2 separate regions of the Homo sapiens genome follow, and region 1 is linked to region 2. A link is an interaction called in ENCODE POLR2A ChIA-PET data of the cell type or tissue named here. Cell type or tissue: IMR-90. All regions are shown on one strand. Each heading gives the region's core, and the rest is flanking DNA. Links, peaks and the distances in the headings are about the cores only.

Region 1 (8,136 bases), core at 1,128-6,127, 390 kb before region 2:
TCAGATGGTTGTAGATGTGTGGTGTTATTTCTGAGGCCTCTGTTCTGTTCCACTGGTCTATATATCTGTTTTGGTACCAGTACCATGTTGTTTTGGTTACTGTAGCCTTGTAGTGTAGTTTAAAGTCGGGTATTGTGATGCCTCCAGCTTCATTCATTTTGCTTAGGATTGTCTTGGCTATACAAGCTCTTTTTTGGTTCTATATGAAATTTAAAGTACTTTTTTTCTAATTTTGCAAAGAAAGTCAATCGTAGCTTAACAGGAATAGCATTGAATCTATAAATTACTTTGGGCAGTATGGCCATTTTCACCATTTTCATTATATTGATTCTTCCTACCCATGAGCATGGAATGTTTTTCCATTTGTTTGTGTCTGCTCTTATTTCCCTGAGCACTGGTTTGTAGTTCTCCTTGAAGAGGTCCTTCACATCCCTTGTAAGTTGTATTCCTAGGTATTTTATTCTCCCATGCAATTGTGTATGGGAGTTCCCTCACGATTTGAATCTCTGCTTGTCTTGTTGGTGTATAAGAATGATTGTGATTTTTGCACATTGATTTTGCATCCTGGGACTTTGCTCAAGTTGCTTATCAGCATAAGGAGTTTTTGCGCTGAGACAATGGTGTTTTCTAAATATAAAATCACGTCATCTGCAAACAGAGACAATTTGACTTCCTCTCTTTCCATTTGAATACCCTTTATTTCTTTCTCTTGACTGATTGCCCTGGCCAGAACTTCCAATACTATGCTGAATAGGAGTGGTGAGAGAGGGCATCCTTGTCTTCTGCCAGTTTTCAAAGGGAATGCTTCCAGCTTTTGCCCATTCGGTATGATATTGGCTACGGGTTTGTCATAAATAGCTCTTATTATTTTGAGATATGGTCTAACAGTACCTAGTATATTGAGAGTTTTTAGCATGAAGGGGTGTTGAATTTTATCGAAGGCGTTTTCTGCATCTATTGGGATAATCATGTGGTTTTTGTCATTAGTTCTGTTTATGTGATGGATTATGTTTATTGATTTGCATATGTTGAACCAGCCTTGCATCCCTGGGATGAAGCCAACTTGATTGTGGTGGATAAGCTTTTTCATGTGCTGCCAGATTCGGTTTGCAAGTATTTTATTGAGGATTTTCGCATCCATGTTCATCAGGAGTATTGGCCTGAAATTTTCTTTTTTGTTGTGTCTCTGCCAGGTTTTGTTATCAGGATGATGCTGGCCTCATAGGGTGAGTTAGGGAGGATTCCCTCTTTTTCTATTGTTTGGAATAGTTTCTGAAACAATGGCACCAGCTCTTCTTTGTACATCTGGTAGAATTCGGCTCTGAATCCATCTGGTCCTGGGGTTTTTTTGGTTGGTAGCGTATTAATTACTGTCTCAATTTCAGAACTTGTTATTGGTCTATTCAGGTATTTGACTTCTTCCTGGTTTAGTCTTGGGATGATGTATGTGGCCAGGAATTTATCCATTTCTTCTAGATTTTTCATAGAGGTGTTTATAGTATTTTCTGGTGGTAGTTTGTATTTCTGTGGGATCAGTGGTGATATCCCCTTTATTATTTTTATTGTGTCTATTTTATTCTTCTCTCTTTCTTTTCTTCTTTACTAGTCTAGCTAGCAGTCTCTCTATTTTGTTAATCTTTTCAAAAAACCAGCTCCTGGATTCACTGAATTTTTGAAACATTTTTCATGTCTCTATCTCCTTCAGTTCTGCTGTGATCTTAGTTGTTTCTTGTCTTCTGTTAGCTTTTGAATTTTTATTTGCAATTTTTAAAAAACTCGTAAGTTAGAAAGAAATAAGTCTTACGTTTAATGTGACTCGACAATGAGTTAAATAATTTTACTTAGAGTGCCTAGGCTATCAATGAAAAAGTAATGCATACATCTTAGTTTTTCTTAGTTATATGTTTTCTCCCTACAGGAGTCTTGTGATTCAGTAAGTAGCTCACCTGAACAAATGGAGGTACTCGTGGTCACAACACTAATCCAACTCAAAGTCACTTGTCGATTTCCATCTCTTGACTTGGGCACATTACTAAATGGATCATCCACTTATTTTTTCATATTTGCTCTTGATCATTCACTCACTCATTCAATAGTTTTTTCATCTTCTAGTGTATGTCACCCCTTGAGCTAAATTCTGAGGACAAAGATGTAATAGGACATGATCTCTGCCTGCCTTAGAAAGTTCAGACTAGTGGATGTTACACAACTAAATTTCAATAATAAAGTGCTATTTTTTGTTAGCTGACACATTAGGGCAACGAAGAATTAGATATCTGTCCCCTAACTCTTATAGCCCTTAACTTGAAATTCCATTTTCCTTAAAATGATGATTTGACAATCTAAATTATTTTTAAACGGTGTCTCAGCTACATGATATGCATGAAAATTAAATTTTAAAATGTAAAAGACACTGAGATACATTAAGCCCTAAAACAATGACAAACATCAATTTGGATTGACTGTATAACTATATACTTCCATTTTAATAAAAATGATTTTGTTCTTAAGCTTCCAGAAAACTTTGAGTAGGCATGAGCTGTGAACATGTAATGACATGGTGGCCCTGACACTAACTGTTATTAACACTTCTCAGCAAATTTCCTTGACTGAAAAATGGAGATAATAATACTAATAACCTTAGAGGGTTATTGTAGAAATTCAATGTTATGATATACTAAAAATTTAGCAGAGTTTCAGGAATACAGAAGCTCAGTAAATCATGATCATTTCTACAATTTTTATTACATAAGGAAATTTAGAACACTTTAAGAGGACAGCTACTAAGTAAATATAAGTCATGTTAATTACAGAACAATTATCACTATTTAGAATGTGTCCCATTGTGTTCCTCATAAGTGTAAACTTACTAGATGTTATATTAAATTATATGGAGGTAGGCATATTAAATTGATAATGAGATCCTTAAAATGTGGCCACTGTATTAGCAAGAGAATCAAGAAATATATTACAGGGTGGGAAACATAACACTGTTCCTATCATTTGTGAGCGACAAAGATTAATGATTTATTACTGGGCTCATTAATCAAAACTGTGTGGCTTTTTTTTTTTAAGGAGCAATTCCACTGTTCAAGTCAATTAGCTCACCAAAGCTATTACACCGAAGAAGCTGTAGTGTTATTCAGACTTCCCTGGGAGTATTTACAGTATAAAATAAATGCTATTATTCAGAAGATACCGAATTGCTAAGCTTCTTAAACTCATACAATTGGGAACCTGCAGTACATTAAAATGCTGAAACTCATTAAGAGAGTTTTTTTTCTCATCTTTAGAGTCACTGGCATTCTCAGCACTGTTAAAAACAATAAAATGCTCCTGGCTTCCAAGGAGAGGGTGACTTCTGCTCTTTCAGCTCCACCTCAATGAATCACTAAGGCAGAACTGGCACCCAACCTTCGAAACAGCAACAGATTCTGCTGGATTATCCTAATAATGGAATAGGACAACAATATTAGCTAAGATGTTATAGAAGAGAGGAGAGGAGGAAAATGCAACTAGTGCATAAATGATCACCTTCTTAGCTCTATTTAAACTGTCTGAGCATCTGTATATAAAATGTCATTAATGATTTTAACACATATGATAAAGTTACAATCTATGAGTTCCTTCTTATATAAGTGAATTACTAGACAAAAGAGGAAAAAGATAAACCTGTACTTAAAGTATAATAAAAGCTAATAAATGTAGAAGGAATATTGACGTTAACAAAATCACCACATGACACCCCAATGGTAATAATTTATTTAGGCTAGAACGATCAGTGTATGTAAAAACTAGTGAGTGAGGCTGGACATGGTGGCTCATGCCTGTAATCCCAGCACTTTGGGAGGATGAGGTGGGTGGATCACCTGAGGTCAGGAGTTGAGACCAGCCTAGCCAACATGGTGAAACCCCATCTCTACTAAAAATACAAAAAATTAGCCAGGCGTGGGGATGTGCGCCTGTAATCCCAGCCATTCAGGAGGATGAGGCAGGAGAATCACTTGAACCTGGGAGGCGGAGGTTGCAGTGAGCCAAGATCATGCCGTTGCACTCCAGCCTGGGCAACAAGAGTGAAACTCCATCTCAAAAAACAAAAAAGAAAAGAAAAAAAAAGAGTGAGTAAAAGTCTGATAGGAACTAGGAAATGTACATCAATCTCCATGGAAAACTGTAACTTTTCCATGGAGACATTTGGCAAATATCACCGCAAACAAGTGATCAAAGTAGTATCAGCAGAATGGGATGAATGAGTATCTTGTGCCTCTCGATATGATACACTGAGAAGGACATCACAGCACTATATGGCATTCCTTTCAGCAAGGCATAACCCGAACCTAATCATAGAAAAACATCCCATAGATCTAAGGTAGGGATGCTCTACATAATAATTGGCCTATAATCTTCAAAAATGTCAAGATGAAGAAAGACAGAAGAATGATTGCAGATTAAAGGACACTGAGAGACTTACGAATCTAACATTTGATCCTAGATTGAATCCTAGATCCCAAACCCTCCCCTAAAAAAATTTTTTGTTTATTATAAAGGACATTTATGGAATAATGCAAAATTCAACTCAGTTCTATAGATTAGACATTTCTATTGTACCAGTGTTAATTTCCTGATGTTGATTATTCCACTGTTGTAATGTAAATGAATTACCTTGTTATTAGGACATATAACTAAACTCTTTATGGATACGAGGGCATCATGTCCTAAATTTAGTCTCAAACATCTTAAAATAATAATATGTATATATTAATAGAGAAAATGATAAAGCAAATGTAAGAGATGTTAGTACGTGGAAAATTTGGGTGAAAAGTATTATGGTATTTTTGCAACATTTTTACAAGTTTAAAATTACAAAAAAATAACATGAAAAAACTGAAAAAATAAAATAAACAAGCTGTTAATTTTGATAGCCAAAATCCAAAAATATAAAAGTATTCCTCATAAGTGCTTTACCTTATAAAAGAAATTTAAGACAGTGTATATTTTGTGTCTTGCATTCAAACTGCCCTCCCTTGAGACAGAAAGAATACCAAACACGAAATTCAGCATCTGCTTCTCCTAATATTGCACAATTAACATACTCAGCAGTACCTTGGACAGTGTTTATTTGTTTGGTTCATTTGCATACCACTCGCTCATGGTCTCCACTAAAGGTTTTAGGCAATATTTCTGCTTAGGTGTGTACAGAGAGAATGAAGATGGACATTCAAACTGGATTCCAGGCATCAATAGGCAATAGTAAATAAAAGAAGAGCCACATAAATTCTCTTTAATTACAGATATATTTCTCTTCTACTATCCCCATGCTCACCTGACTCTGCCAGATTTTCTTCTCATAATGTTGCCTATATATGCACTTTCAGAATTATTTCCTCATTAATAGTTGGAAACATCATAGTTTTGTGAGTTTACAACCTCATCCACAACATGGAATAAGGCAGTGGTTACTATCTTAGAGAAATGGATAGACCCGTGACCCTGAAACAGGGCAGTTTTCCCCTCAGAGGACTGTTGGCAACATCTGGAGACATTTTTCTTTGTAACAACTGCACTGTAGGGGCTGCTACTGGCATTCTACACACACAGGAATGTCTCCTACTCAAAGAATTACCTGTGAAAGAATCTGTCATGCCAAGGTTGCTATACCCTAGTATTAGACCACTTACGAGGAAAGAAAAAAATACATATTTAATATTATATCTCTGTTGTTATATAGTTATTACATCACCATATATCATATATATCTTATATAAATATACATAAGGCTTCCAATGTTGATTTGGGTATTTTTATCATTAAAGAGTCCTTACATGTGTGCAAGGATGTAACGAGGCATAAATGCCTCTGTTATAGTTTGAGTACAACTGTTAAGCCAAATACATTTTAAAATTTCATAAAAGCTAACTTGTATAACCAAAACAATTCAATTAAAATATTAATTTAGTATCATAGATAATGTTATTTTGCCAAATCTAAATTGCCGCTTGCAGTGTGAATCTGCTAGTATCTGCTGCAACACTAAATATTTTTGAAATTCATAGGCTGTATACTTTGTGCCACATGACATTCAGATTCTTCCACTACTTTTTCTATAAAACCTTCATCTGAGTGTAGCTTGCCAGGGTAACAGCTTTCATTTGGTTTAAAAGCATCATTTACTTATTTAGTCAGCGTCTTTTCTCTTTCCTTCCTCATTAGCCCCAGACAATGACAGCAGGCCTCTTTGGCACCAGATAATTACAGATATAAATACAGACACAGACAGTGTCGTTGACCGATCCTCCAGATGATCTCAAATATGCTTTCATAATTTTTAAAAGATTACCATAGAATGAAAAGTCACACACACACTCACACACACACACACACACAGATTCTTACAGGGAACTCATGAATTCTTAAAAATTATTTCCACACACTTTAGTGAGAACAATGCCAATACAACAAAAAAATGCCAGAGATTTGCATGGATGATCAATCTGCTTTCAAATCCAAAAGCATTTAACATATTATTTAGGTATATGTTTATATATATAAACACATACATACATAGGTAGACCCTATCATTCCAGACTAATAAGTTCACTTCCTTGAGTTTTTATTTCACTGTCAGTTACAAGAATACTACTACTACCATAGGGTTACTGTAAAGATTAATGGACACTTTGTAAATGTTAATATCTTTCCTTTTCTTCCTGTTAATTGGCTGTACACATTCACTGGGTGCCTGTCTATATTTTCTTCCCAAGTAAATGAGAAAATGCTTACAATGGCTACATATGATACAATTTACATAGAAAAAGGATTGATGAATTTCAGTTTTACTAAAAAGTACTACAAAATTAATAAAATCCAAAACATTTTCAAGGAAGGTGAAAAGGCCACGTTTCTCAGGCAAAAAAGAGCTTCCTGCATCCTGGGTAAATAAAAAGGGCCAATGTGGGTGCAACAGAGGGAGCTAGCGGGTAATGGCATGAAGTGACTTTGGAAAGGTAGGCAGGGGCCAGATCACATAGGGCCTTGTGGGCCATGTGGGTCTACATACTGTGAATTGGGATTATGCTAAGTACAATGAGAAGACATTGATGAATTTAAGTGGGGAAAGACAAAATCTGATTTGCCTAAAAAAAAAAAAAATGTATCTGTAAGAAAATGTAGGGCCAATAAATGGAGCCGAGTTCCAATTAGGTGGGAAGCTGTTGTAATGGATGAGGAGAGTCCTTCTGGATATATTAGTGAAGATAGTTATAAAGAAAAGTGGATTAAGAAATCTGTTTTGCAGGTAAATTCTACACACTTTCTGATGCACAGAATTTGAGGAATTTGAGAAAAGAAAGTCCAAGGATGATCTCAGGGTTTTGACTTTTGCGTCCTGGCCCACAGCTACTATTGATTATCATAGAAGATGGAGGGCCAAATGTGAGGGGGGAAATCTACAACTCTACTTTGAATATTTTAAGTTTGATATATCCATTAAACATCTAGTTTTGCAATCTGACTCATCTAGTTTCACCTAATAAGAGTAGTGATGATCTATAAATATAAACATGCAGGAACCCTGGAATTTCTTAAATCTGGTTTTATAGCCTTAGTTTGGCTCAACACAGTCGTGGAACTGAGTAGACAAAAAGCAGATTCTCTTTGCAAGTAAAAAAAATGAACATATTGGATCATAAAATACTACCTATGGCCAAGGCACCTGAGTGATAACCAAGGTAAGAAAAGACTTGCCCAAGGTCTCAAAGCAAATTTATAGCTGGAAATTAGATTCAGCTCCTAGTCCAATGTCTTAGCTTGTGGAAAACTTTCTAGACTTTTATAAGGAACATTTTCACAGCGTACAAGTTTCTTTCACGTTGTTTCATTTTAGAACCATGAACTCAAAGCCTGATTTATGGATCAATAAGACTTGAGGAATCATTAGAAATGGAGAGTCTTAGGCCCCACCCCAGATATACTAAATCAGATCTGCGTTTTAACAAGATCCATAGGTGATTCATGTGTACATAAAAGCTTGAGAAGCAAAAATCACTCTTTGTTTTATGGAGGAATATTTAGCATACCTATATGTTCACACAGTAAAATGAAGACAAAAGCTGGCATTGTACTCACTTAAATGATTAG
Region 2 (8,136 bases), core at 1,698-6,697:
ATCATAGCCTAATCCTACTAAGAAAACAAAGACAACTTTGCATCCCTGTTCTTACTTGTTAAAGATGCTGAATTCATTCCAGATGGAGGCTTCATTGCACTGCTGCAACGGAGACACAGCGACTCAACTTAGTCACATGGATCGCTCTTTATTGAATATTTCAAGACTTACCCACCCTAGTTCCAAAGGGAAGTTGTTAACTGAGAATAGGGACTATACTAAATCACCTTAATTGTAGCTTCACTATAAATTTAAAATTTAAACTGCCCTGTAGGTTGAAAGCAGTTTTGTTCTGTTTTACTTTTCCCTCAGTCTGGTCTTAGAGTTAAAGAAGAATGGGTTAATGCAGTGGAATTTTTTTTAAATTATACTTTTTATCAAGCCCCATGAATTGTTAAGCCACCGTCTCAGCACTGAATGTTATACGTGCTGATGCTACATTATAGTGCTACTGCTTTCTAATTGGGCATAAACCCTTGAGAGGGCACTGGATGCAAATGATCACTGACTAGTTCACCTCTGGGAATAAAGGAAATAATCTACCAGGTAGGATTATGCCATGAAAGAAATACACAATTGATTCAAAGATGGACTAAATATAGTTTTAGAGTTTGCCAGAACCTTTTCCCTTAATTTCTCTCTGATATAAAAGTAACATATGCAAATATTACTATACATACAGATTATATACACACATATACAAATTTAAGAGGAATCCTAATGAAAAAAAGTACATGGTTACTAGGTAAAAGGTTAGATTTTCCTGTTTCTAAAATTTTTCAATATTTTCTGTTACTGAAATTTTTCTATATTTAATAGACTAGCTGAGAAAATAATAACTAGTAAAATCATATGCTAGTCTACAACAATGGTATGAAGTCATCCCAGAATAATGCCATTATTTAATTATACTTTGAATTCTCATTTCAAAGTCAGTCTACTAATGATTGGAGGAACATGCAACAGAAGTAAAATTTCCTTATTTATTTTCCAATGTTATCAATTATATATTTGGGGCAAGATTCTGAAAAATAGCTTCTTGTCCTTGCAAGAAATATAGTGCCAGATTCATCTGATCACTCTTTTATTTCATCAACATTAATTTGAAAAACTTGAGGAGCACCAAATATGTGCAAACACTCTTGGAAAGAGGGTGTATAACTGGATGTTTCGAGTATTTATTTCAAAACTTCAGAACTGAAGGAGGCATTGACACCACATTGAGGGTGCTGTTCCAAATTTCAGTAATAGCTTCCGGAACAATCATGCCCAGGCAAGCTGTCTTTGGTGCCCAGGGTAATTCCACATTATATTCAGGTCAGCATTCATTCTTGAAAAGATACTCATTTCTTAGATAAAGCATGTTTCTCAGTTAATATTTCTAACATATTTGAGGATGACACAGAGTGAGAGCAAGAGAGAGAGAACTGAAAAAACAATAACATTTCATTTGTGAATAAAGACCTTAGGAAAAAAAACAAAAGGAGGCAAGAGAATGTTCATGACTGTTTCTTGTTGTTTTGTCTCCAAATGCATCACTTCCTAACTTGCCATTTGTTCTTGATTATCCTGATATTCCGATATTCACTGGATTGGGGATAGAAAATGTATTAAATTTAAAAGAGATAAATCAGTCAGTGTTTTCAGAGCTGGGCTGAATAAACTGAAACAGAAGAGGCTAATCAAAATGAAGCAGTCACAAAGACTGTTATCACAAACCTAGGTATACTTGAGTCCTTTCATCAGTAGAAGGCAGCAACCAACTACGGAGGAGCTGTGGAGTGGAAGACACCATGTGAGTTGCTTGTCAGGGATTCTGATGACCAGATACTCCCCCAAAGAGTTCACAGTCCAGTTTGAGAGACAAATTCTATAATTGGACATAGTATGTGGCCTGTGCTCTAATAGATGAACAAGCCAGTTTCAGAAACAGCACAGGAGAGATGTTGCACTTGAGAAAAGCAAACGGAAAAAAAAAAAAAAAAAAAAAAAAAGGAGCTATCCTGGGTTTGAGTAAGTTTTGTTATTTCAGAAAACTCAAATCACCATTATGGACAAGCCCCTGTGAATCTGGAAAAAAACCTTGTGATTTCCATGGACAGAATCAAATGTGTGTACCATGAGAGAAAAACAGTCATAGAAATCTGGTCAGCCACGCGAGGCTGAGAAGTCTGACTATAACATTCTACATGGATCACAGAAAAAGGAATGATGTCTCAAGTCTGGTTTCCTGGAAGCAAGGTCTGAGATGAGGATTTGTGGGTAAAATTTATTAAAGAAGTGCTCCCCGGATAATTGGGAAGGAAATCATGGGGAAACAAGACAGAGAAGGGAAATAAGGCAAGCAAGAGTACTTTTTCAAGTGAAATTCAACAAAGGATAGCTTTAGTTTGGTCCTACTGGGAAACTACAGGCTGTAAGTTACATATTGGAGTTCGTCTTAACTTAAGGAAAGGGAGCTGGGCTCTCATAAACACCAGGGAGGACGTGGAACTCCCAGGTACCTCAGGTCTCCAGCTGTCCTAAGGCAGTCCTCTGAAGAAAGTCACTAGTGCTAGCCTGCACAAGTCAAACACCCAGAAGCAGATGAAGGGAGTGCAGAAATAGTAAAAAGGTATTCAGAGAGATATGGGTAAGAGTGCCAACACCAGGCAGCGCACAGACTGGTTGAAAATGGGAGAGGACAGGCTTATCCCATCAGCATAATCAATTCGGTTTCTGGGAAAATTTGTGGACTGCACCCTCTAGGAAATGTCCAGCCAATGCTCTTGTCCCAGCACCAGCACAAATATGCCAACATAGCCCCTAAATCAGTGCATTAATATAAAAATACAATTAGAGCATGCAGGAAGGGAAGGACACTACTAGCTGTGAAATTCATATGTCTGCAAAGCAACTTTATTCCAGTGGCACAAGCAATTCAATCACCATCCGGGTGCTGCAGATTTAATAGCTTAATTTTCTATGGACTGACAACGTCCATCCTAACAAGCCCTTTGCAGAATGCCTTAGGACAAGGCTGCACAACACATCATTTGGTGCTGTGTGCTTATATAATTATTCCCCCTCTAGAAGCATTTCACAGGGTGAGCAGGGAGGAATGAGTTAGCAGGGGAAACTTAAGCACTGCTTCAATATTTAGAGAACATAAGGTATTATTACAGGATTAATAAGCAAGGCTAGTTCAGCAATAGGGAGGGCTGCCAAGGGAGGCTGTGGAATTGCTATCACTGTAGATAATGAAGGCTGAGAATAGATACCCACCCAGAATGGATTTTTTATAGACAATAATAAGCTATCCCGCTATTCCAGAAAAGGGGATGAGCTATGTATTTCACTGTAGGGCTCTTCCAGCCCAAATGATTTCATAAATTAGATAAAGTAGTTTAGTTTAAAATATTACTTATTAACTATTACTTCTTCCAAAGTGTATCCAGTACAGAGATGGCTGAATGCAGAAGCTATTGAGTGACAAACCTAACTGGAATTACAAACATACTGCTAGCACCTACAAACAAACACCCACTCTGAAAACAGGACCATGGGAATCCAGGAAGGCAGATTTTTGTAGTGTGGAGAAATAGAGACCGCAATCCCACACAGTGGTATATTCAAACTTAGGTATTTAGGGGTCAAAAATTAGCAATAGTTGCAAGTGTTAGATCTGTTTTGTCCAAACACTGTCTGATGTCTATGTGGTACAGACATAGAGCTCTGAATGCCTGGTCTATTCTGGCTATAGTCCCTAGTGATGTCATAGAGTAAGATGTATATTTCACAAAGATTTGAATAGTTGCCCAGGAAAAATTGTTCTAGAAGTTGGAGAAATGAATAAGATTTTAAAGTATCTTGTGAATATAACAAAAGTTATATTAATATATATATTAATTCTATAGTTATATTAATATATATATTAATTATATAGTTATATTAATATGTATTATATAGTTAATATATATTAAAATTTTTCACATGATTTATAAAATATACATATAATATATATAATCTATAAAAATTTTTCACATGATTTTTTCCATGTCAGGAACAAAAATTCCATTAGGAGTAAAAGACCAGTTTACCACTCAGATGCTAGAACTGTGCTTAAATATGCATTAAGCTTGACTCAATGCATGGCACATCAAAATACTTCATTTTCTTTGAATAGGCAATCATGAAAATCTGTCTAGTTAATATTCTGTAGTACCTTCTGCCCAAAGAAGAGTCAAAGAATAAGACATTTCTCTAAAGCTTATTCAGTTTTCTATATGATATTCTGCGAGTTAACTCCTAATGGATTATTTCTTTTGGTTTCATTATGAGTCTTTTAATAAATGCTTCCTGTGGCTTTTATTGTATATCAATTGGATACACGCTAACTATAGACTCTCCTGTGATTTTTAAATTTTTGATTCTTATCTTAGAGTAACACAATAAATTACTAGAACCTCTCAACCACCTGCCCTTCCAGATTTTAATTACACATGAGCTTTGAAGAATTGTATATACATTTTAAGGTTCATATACTTACAACACTTGTAAATGGGTTATAAAAGTATGGATGCAGTTATGCTCTAAAACCAAAAGGGTTACCTTACAAACCCCCTGCCCCACCCCAACACAAAAAACCAACTGGAGAACATTTAATTGAAGTTCAGGGGCAAAAAATACATGTTATGGAATTAAAAGCCAAAAACATATATTTTCCCGGTATAGTGGCATTAAACACTGAACCTTAATTTACATTTCGGAGTAAAGAAACAATACTGATTTAAATTGCAGAAAATTAATAAAATCATAACTAGGTATGCATTTGATGGAGATACCCCAAATTATATTCTATAGCCAAAAATGAGTGTTTTCACATCTGAACACTCTTTCATGTTTCAAAAATATTTACTCAGTGACTAGTATGTGCAAAACATTATACTTGGAATTAATAATCCAATAGGGAGTTGAAGACTGCCCTCAGCTTTATAGGGCTTTTGGATTAATAGGGAAGGAAGACTAATAAAAATAAACACGTAAACAAATGTGAATTTGAAGGTTTGCCAAGTAAGCAGTGCTCTGAGCACCTTTATGAGAGATCTAACCCAATGGAGGTCAGGGAAGCCTTGCATAGGAAGGAAGACCTGAGCTCTCATTAGAAGGAAAAATAAAAGTTAACTAAGTGAAGAAAAGAGAGAACAATTTTCTAGGCCATGAAAAGACTAGCAACATTAACTACCAATAAATTTACCTGGAGGTTGAGGGAAAAGAGGACATATTCCAAAGTTCTTATTAAATCATCTAACTATTTCATGGAACCGTGGAAAGCAACAGACCAACACTAATTCTGGGATGAAGGGTTGGGTGGGTGGTAGGGATGGTGGAATTGAAAGAAACTGTGTAATACCAATGTCCTTTTTGTCGTTTCATTCCACAAGCTTTAAAATTTCATTTCAGTTTATTCACATTTACAGAAAACATATCTACCACTTCTAACACATAACGAAACAGATAATTGTTCTCACAGACTTTTCATTTCAGTATTTAAAGTCATGCTCACCATTATATATTCTTGTGCTCAATAGAAAATTTTCTAAATTTTAAAATCTAATGTACAATAAGCCAAGAATGTTATAGTACTAGTAAACTATTTAAACGTGCCACGTTGTTTAAATGGAGAGGCACTCTGCAAACAGTTGAAGGAAGTGAACTGCATGGTGCCATTAGCAAGACATAATGATGTTATAATAGACTAAATCAGAGTAAGTGCCACCTAAGTGGGCAAAATGCTAAATAATGCGAATTTCTCTTCTTTCTTTGGTCATAGATAACAATCATTTACTGATAAAAGAAAAAGGAAGGCACCCAACAACTAAGATGCCAGAGACTAAGATCACTTTATTTCATCCTCAAAAAATTCTAGCATTCTACCTGCCTCACTCTGACGTGATCGATAATAGCTCCTTGGTGTTAATCTTGATGAACTGAAATGGCAATAGTGAGTTACATATAAATACAAGCTTTTATTAGGACCTAGGAAACAGGGCATGCGATCCTTGGAAGACATGATGGCTAAAATACTCCCTTACAGTAAAACTCACTGCAACTCTATGTGCCACTCAGTAATGTGTCTGTGCAATACACAAGAACACACACCATCAAATCATTCTCATTTTATGATGAGTATTTACTCCAAAGTTATAACTTAATATTTTCAACAAATACACAAGTCCAACTCAGCTAGACTAGGCTATTAAGCTATTATATTTCCAGATTAGAAGAAAATAATGATAATAGTGATAATATTAAGTAACAGAAGGAGGAGGAAAAGGAGGAAGGGAGAAGTAGGAAGAGAAAACTGTCATTTATCCTCCACTCCAAATTTGCGGGCATTTTTTGGAGAACACTCTGTCTATCACATAGAGGTAGCCTTAACTTTTACAATTAAATATAAACATAAGACTTCAAAGCAACAGGAACAATCACGATTTTTTCAGGCATAATTTACAAAAAGACAGCACAATTCTTAGTAGCATATTGCCTTAATCATCATCAAAATAAACACTAATATGAAGCAAAGGAGATAAAGAGAACCTGGTGGAATACATTCAAAACTAAATCATGTCCTTATGGCAAATAATGAACAAATTAGAGACTGCTTTGTACTTTCAATTTTCATGTCCTTAATGTAAAGGCATTTCTTTCCCCACTCCCAAAACCTTCCTTAACATTAGTCTCCTACCTTTTTTAAAAAGGATTTTTAAAATACTTCCTTCCATATACAAAAGGATTCTAGGCCGGGTGTGGTGGCTCACGCCTGTAATCCCAGCACTTTGGGAGGCCAGTGCGGGCAGATCATGAGGTCAGGAGATCGAGACCATCCTGGCCAACACGGTGAAACCCCGTCTCTGCTAAAAATACAAAAAATTAGCTGGGCGTGGTGGTGCACGTCTGTAGTCCCAGCTACTTGTGAGACTGAGGCAGGAGAATCGCTGGAACCCAGGAGGTGGAGGTTGCAGTGAGGTGAGATTGCGCCACTGCACTCCAGCCTGGCGACACAGCGAGACTCTGTCTCGAAAAAAAAAAAAAAAGGATGCCAGTAGTAAGACTGAAGCATTACTCAATAAACCAATATTTACTAATCACAAAACTCTATACCAAACACTGAGCTCAGTACGAGGGAATACAAGGATAACCAAGACCTTCATCTGTGCTGCCAATCACTCAGAAGGTAGTGAGGAAGGTAGGTAGCCACATAAACAAATATCTGGAATAGGTCCTAATGACTAGATTTATAATAGGGGTAATTACATAGGACCATGGAAACATAAATAAGCAAGAGATTAATTGTGGATAGTTGGGAATCAGAACTACAGAGAGAACACTTATTTGTGTAAAACCTTTAAATGGTAATAAGAGGCTTGCAAGACATAGAAGGTGGAGAAGCTCATTTTAATAAACAGAAAGTAATTAGCAAAGCCATGGAGACTTATTGGGGATCATAATTTGGGGAAAGAACAGGTTTAGAGAGTTTATGGAAAGATCAGTGGGTGGAGGTAAGAATGAGGATGAATTGCATGCTTTCCAAGGAGTTTAGTCCATATATATTATGTAGCCAGTGAGAAGACATGGGATGCACTTAGTAAAAAGAAACAGGAGTCAAACTGCATTGTAGAAAGATAAATTTGGTGGCAATGAAGACATTAGACCTGCAAGGAAAGCCTGAGATTCAGAATGACTTCTTAGGAAAAAAACACCATAATCTCAGTGGTAGATTATGACAGTTTAATCTACAGTCAAGTGTAAAGTTAATAAAGCAAGGATGGAAAGGTGATTCAGGATTGCCACACTTCATAGTCCTATCCAGGTGACCTGGGGAAATTAATGAAATATGACTCCAAAAGTTTCTATAGCACAGGAGAAGAATGAAGTTAAAGAGAGTAATAGCCCAGGCAACCTGATGATAGATTTTTGATGCCTCAACTTAAGACAAGGAAAGATTAGGCCAATAGTATGAAATTGCCAATATTTGAAATGGTTTTTTAGTAAAAAATGACAATTTTACATAATTTAAGCCATAGATAGCTAATATTCTAGAAGAACACCTGTGAGTTTGGATAACTATACCAGTCATGTCAAATTTATACATAT

What was found. ChIA-PET counts read pairs that join two places held together with the same protein. Peaks named below come from ENCODE experiments on the same cell type or tissue, not always from the same donor. Only the 100,000 strongest peaks of a DNase experiment are listed, where the experiment ranks them.
Region 1: POLR2A ChIA-PET joins it to region 2 with 5 read pairs; 3 of 35 experiments call an interaction of 5 or more read pairs at or near these places.

The regions. Positions count from the first base shown.
Region 1 is chr3:29,718,945-29,727,080 of GRCh38, reverse strand. All of the region lies in intron 4 of RBMS3 (RNA binding motif single stranded interacting protein 3), which reads right to left. Among named protein-coding and RNA genes, the nearest start is that of RBMS3-AS2, 80 kb to the right of the region's middle. In IMR-90, for the core only: no CTCF peak of the experiment used is centred there; no DNase peak of the experiment used is centred there.
Region 2 is chr3:29,325,674-29,333,809 of GRCh38, reverse strand. The region is part of intron 1 of RBMS3 (RNA binding motif single stranded interacting protein 3); the gene reads right to left. Among named protein-coding and RNA genes, the nearest start is that of RBMS3, 49 kb to the right of the region's middle. In IMR-90, for the core only: no CTCF peak of the experiment used is centred there; a DNase peak (open chromatin) is centred at 3,629.